2 separate regions of the Homo sapiens genome follow, and region 2 is linked to region 1. A link is a loop called in an ENCODE intact Hi-C map of the cell type or tissue named here. Cell type or tissue: dorsolateral prefrontal cortex. All regions are shown on one strand. Region 1 overlaps TTC7B (tetratricopeptide repeat domain 7B). Region 2 holds the start of LINC02317 (long intergenic non-protein coding RNA 2317).

Region 1 (2,500 bases):
TCTGTCTTCACCCACCTCTGCTACCTGCTTGGCTTCTGCAGCCATTTGGACTGCTGACCCCTGCACATGTAATGGTCTTTTTTTTTCCCTTTCTTTCAAATGATCCCCTTGGATTTTTTTCTCACTGTTCTAGCTTTGAAATGTGGTCGCCAGAGTTGTGTTGGAAATGCAGTTCTCCTGTCAATTGAATGGAAGTGAACGTTGCACTCTTATCCTCACACTCGAACTTCCAGCTCAAGTGCTTGTGGTGCGTTTGGAGGGACTTTCCTCCCCTTGACATCCTTTCTGCCTTTTTTTCCTCTCCATAGCCCAGTCGAGGGGATGGACAGGGTGGCCAGAAGTTCTTTTCCTATGTGACTTTGCCACTCAGAATTGATGAATGAAGTCATTTTGTTAGCAGGACATTTTTACCTTCCAGATTGTCTTTTTTCTGCACTTTTCTGGACTATTAAAAACGAATATTGTTGGCCTGTGCCCATCAGTGTTCTGTGCAGCTAATTGAGCCCCGTCTTATGAAGCAGGCTGACGGGGACCCCGCCCTCATGCTTGTCTTCCAGCTCTGGCCAGGTCTGGAGCAGACACTTCCCCAGTGGAAGTGGCGAGCTTTCCTCTCCAGCTTTGTGTTATGGGCTCATAAAGCTTTAGTGGTTCACTTTTGAGTTCAAATTTTTTAGTGTGATCTGGCCCTTCTTGATGAACTCAGAACAGTCTCCACACGCTCACTGTGCTAAGTGTGATGGAGCAGTCAGGATTCACACCTGCCAGACACGCGGTCATCTGTCCGTGCCCCACCCCAAAGCCGTGGCTGGAGACTGTTCCCCTGCCCCCGTCAGGGGCACCAGCACTCTTAGGAGATGTCACATCATTTCCCAGGAGGGTGACCACAAGGCCCCAGAGAAAGTTTTTTACTGTTCTTACCTGACATGGGTTGTCTTTTGTCATTGTGAGCCAGACCTGGGAATTACATAGGGAGTTCCTGGGACATGGTAGACTTTCAGTAAATAGCAAAGAGGATCAATGAATCAAACTGGGGAATATCTTTTTTCCTTCAAAATTAAATGACTTCAAAGAAGTAAAGCAGATTTTCATATGCTATAAATTGACTGGAAAACAGATTCCAGAATTCCAAAAGTTTTTTTTTTTTAAAACAATGATAGAGTTTTGAGGCTAACAGAAGTAATAATGGCAAATACTTAAAAAGCACTTCCTACATTTACTGACTAGTTTAATTCTTACAACAAATCAATGAGGTGGATACAGTTGTTACTGACTAGTTTAATTCTTACGACAGTGAGGTGGGTACAGTTACTCAATGAGGTGGGTACAGTTGTTACTGACTAGTTTAATTCTTACAACAGTGAGGTGGGTACAGTTACCCAATGAGGGCAATACAGTTGTTACTGACTAGTTTAATTCTTACAGCAGTGAGGTGGGTATGGTTAAATGAGGTGGGTACAGTTGTTATTTCCATTTTATAAGGAAACTGTGGCACAGGCACTTGCCCAAGGTCAACAATTAATAAATGGCAAAGCTTGGACTTGAACTCATGCTGTCCGGCTCCAGGGTCTGTAACCATGACTCTATTTTGTCTCTTTACATTCGGGTATATAGATAAACATATGGATTCCCGGGTGAAGGACAATCCTTATATGATAGATAAGTTCGGATTGGTTTGTTTTAAGTATTATTAGGTTGAGGAGTCCAAGTGTGTTTGGATACCATTAGGGTTAAACTGAACATCATTAAAATACAAGTTCATGAGGACTCACGTCTGCTGACTGGCTTACCATTGCGTTCACTGTGCCTCACTTCTTAGTGCATAGTAGGTATGAGTGTTCTCTCTCTCTCTTTCCATATATATATATATATATATATATACACACACACACACATATACATATATACACATATATACACACACACACAGATATATATGGAGAGAGAAATATATATTTGTGTGTGTGTATATATATATATATATATACGTTTCTTTTGGAATGAGTACTGATATTCTTTGACTCATTCCCAGAGGTTGAAAGGAAGGATGTGAGATGGGGCAAGGCTTTCTACACTTCCTGTTTCTCAGAGACTCGGAGCTTAGGGGAGTGGAGGGGACAGGTGAAGGGCAGGCGAGTTGCTCTTCTGGCTGGGCTGTCAGAGCAGTCTGGCCACTTTTCATTCTTAGGCCTTGTGCACGCCTGTTGGAAGGACTTGTTTATGTGTTCCTGTCCTGGCCCCTGAAGTATGAACTCCAAGAAGCCACTCTCTGTGACTTCTTTGACTTTATGTGTCTGGTGCCACTTACACTGCCTGGGCCGTAGTCCCTACTCCCTGTACTGTGTGCTGCCTGGCCGGCTGACCAAATGTATAATTGACTCTGCTTTTGTCACGAGGAAGCCTCAATTGCTGAGGTAGTCCAAAAAATGTTGTTAAGCCCAGTACAGCTCTCATAAGGTTTGAGGTGAGACATCCGGAAGCCTCGCCTGCTTGTTCTCATCTC
Region 2 (2,500 bases), 250 kb after region 1:
CCCTGGGTGTGAGAGTATCTGTCGCCACCCTTTCCTGATGCAGGTTAGGGGATGCCAAGTCCTAAAGAGGAGGCAGTTTTCTCAAAAATCACCCAGGGAATCTGTGCTGATCTCAAACTAGAGCTGAGAGAGGGAGAGACGCAGGCAAGGAAGAGGAGGGAGCAATGCGCTAGGATCAAATTCCACAGTTGACCTGACATAAGCCAGCTCACTGTGATTTACGCGCCACCGTCCTTGGGGTGGCAGAAGAGCTGAAATCCTTTCTGACATCTCAGGACCAAACTTGTCAAATCTCAGCAACAGCTTTTCCCCATCAGCACCCCAGGCTCTCTGAAGACTGTTCCTCGGAATAGCCTGGAGCTGCCGAGCCAGCCGCGACGGCTCCCGCCAGACTACACGCCTGGCTAAGAGCTCAAACGAGTCACAATGGGGAGGCTAGTGACCCCCATCCAGGGACGGCTCCCGCCAGACTACACGCCGGGCTAAGAGCTCAAACGAGTCACAATAGGGAGGCTAGTGACCCCCATCCATTCCCATGGCATCGTTTGAAGGGCTCTGGAGCCAGCCGCCTGGGTTCGAATCCTGACTGTCCCCCTCACCAGGTCCGTGGCCTTGGCCATCACTCAACCTGGCCCAGCCTCAGAGTCAGTGCTTGTCTCTGAACAATTAGGGCTGCGTGGGGGGCTAATATTTAGGACACGAATAAAATAATGTATAAGGCTTAGCCCAGTGTGTGCTCTTTAGAAAACATCAGTTAACATTAACCATCATTCCATATGTTCACTTCCTGCCAGGCTCTGGGGAGGAAAGGGAGCCCATGGCAGACCAGACCCCTGGCCGGCCAGGGTCCCCGGGGTCTGCGAGGAGGACGTTCATGGGCGAGTGTGTGGTGGTGGGTGAACTGCGGCAGAACCCGAGATTAACAGCTGGAACCCTCTCCTCTTGCAGGTGAGGAAGATGACACCTGGCAACACTATGCCTCACCCCTAGTTAGTGGCTCAGCCCAGACCTCGGGCTCCCGCCTAGCCCAGGACTCTGCCCGACTGTGGCCTTCTGGGCAAAGCTGGCACCAGGGTCAGAAGCCTGGGGAGCAGAGAGGCCCATTGTTAAGGCTGGGAGGCGGAGTCAGGAAGCCCAGGATGTAAACCAATGGGAGACCACGGTGATGATGTAATGCTCGGCCTTCACCTTCATTGGCTGCCGGTCCTGCCACTCCAGACCCTGCTCTGGGGCTCTGCCTTTCGCCGCAGGTTCTCCCGCAGAGGGGGTCATTGGTCTGGGAAGGAGATTGAAGAGTGGGGGTTGGAGGCTGAGGACTGAGCCGGGAGCTGTCGTCCTTCCCTGAGCCTACCAGGGAACTGACTGCTGCCTTTACTAAACACAAAGCTCCTGGGCGAGCCCGGGGAGCGGGTTCTAAACACCCCACCTCCTGGGGCAGCGCCGCGCCTGGCGTCTGCGGGGATGCAAATCTCAGGAGTGTTAGGAGGAGACAGAGGCACCAGCCCCGCTAGCCTGGGAGGCAGCCTGGTACCCAGGAGGGAGGAGGGTGGGGGCCTGGGTCAGCAGAAATAAAGCATGCAGCTCTGTACTTACCACCTCCTCTAAACATCTGTGATGATTATAGGTCTGGGTGAAAAGCGTGGGACCCTCAGCCCAGAGCCGCACAAGACTTGGATTTGCTTTGGAAACCACTGTGCTTTTCAACAAGATCGTTCAAATGGCCTGGGTGGAGACGGGGAGCTGGAGAGTTGGGGATGGAAGCCGATTTTAAGCCTGGAGGAATCCAAACTGCACACAGTAGTCCAAGGCCCTGCCCCGCCTCCGTCCACCACCATCCTCCCCCCGCACCCCCGCCATGAGGTCCATGACTGTATCCTCATTTCACAGATGAGGAGACAGGCACAGAGCAGCAGCCATGGCCATGTGGCCGGTCACGCAGTGGAGGGAGGCCCGGGGGCAGGAGAGGGGCGCCTAAGGCCACACAGCAGGGCTGCGCCGGCGCGCATGGCTGAGAAGCAGGTTCCAGGAGTTTCTGGGAGTTCTTGCTCAACATCAAGAAACTTCCACCAGGATCCACGGGGGGAAGTGGAAGCAGCCTTGTGATAGCAGTTTCAAAGGCCTGGGCTCTGGCAAATAGGAAAAAACAGGCTGAGAAAACATATCAGGCAGGCCTGCTTGTGAGGGAACCTGGCAGACATCCAACCAGCAGTCTGGTGGCCAATTCGGTACATCAGACATGCGCTTAATCCATCATTCGGCAGCGGGCAGGTCACTGGCCACACAGGCTTCAGACCTCCTGGCTTGAGGGAACTTGGGGTTGCCATCAGGCCCGTATGAATCAGAAATTCTGGGCTTCTCATCCCCCACCAGGCACTCCCACACTGTCCCTCCTCTGCATGTTTGCCTCTCCATTCTCTCTACCTTCACTGTCTCGGTTGCCTATGGTCACAGTGATACTCAATAAACCACCAAATCCAGTGGCTTAAGAGCATGTGCTTCC

What was found. Peaks named below come from ENCODE experiments on the same cell type or tissue, not always from the same donor. Only the 100,000 strongest peaks of a DNase experiment are listed, where the experiment ranks them.
Region 2: it touches region 1 in a loop (2.3-fold over the local background); 2 of 110 quality-filtered maps call a loop at or near these places.

Annotation. Positions count from the first base shown.
Region 1 is chr14:90,701,175-90,703,674 of GRCh38, reverse strand. All of the region lies in intron 5 of TTC7B (tetratricopeptide repeat domain 7B), which reads left to right. Among named protein-coding and RNA genes, the nearest start is that of TTC7B-AS2, 5.1 kb to the right of the region's middle. In dorsolateral prefrontal cortex, no CTCF peak of the experiment used is centred here; no DNase peak of the experiment used is centred here.
Region 2 is chr14:90,453,199-90,455,698 of GRCh38, reverse strand. It overlaps LINC02317 (long intergenic non-protein coding RNA 2317), which reads left to right and starts at 582. Exons shown (of 3, transcript NR_146492.1): 1 at 582-602; 2 at 795-948. LINC00642 (long intergenic non-protein coding RNA 642) reads right to left here and starts at 469. Exons shown (of 4, transcript NR_033986.1): 1 at 321-469. RefSeq lists enhancers at 603-1,220, 1,000-1,294, 1,221-1,838. In dorsolateral prefrontal cortex, a CTCF peak has its summit at 1,260; DNase peaks (open chromatin) are centred at 1,178, 1,953 and 2,188; H3K4me3 peaks cover 972 bases; H3K27ac peaks cover 2,500 bases.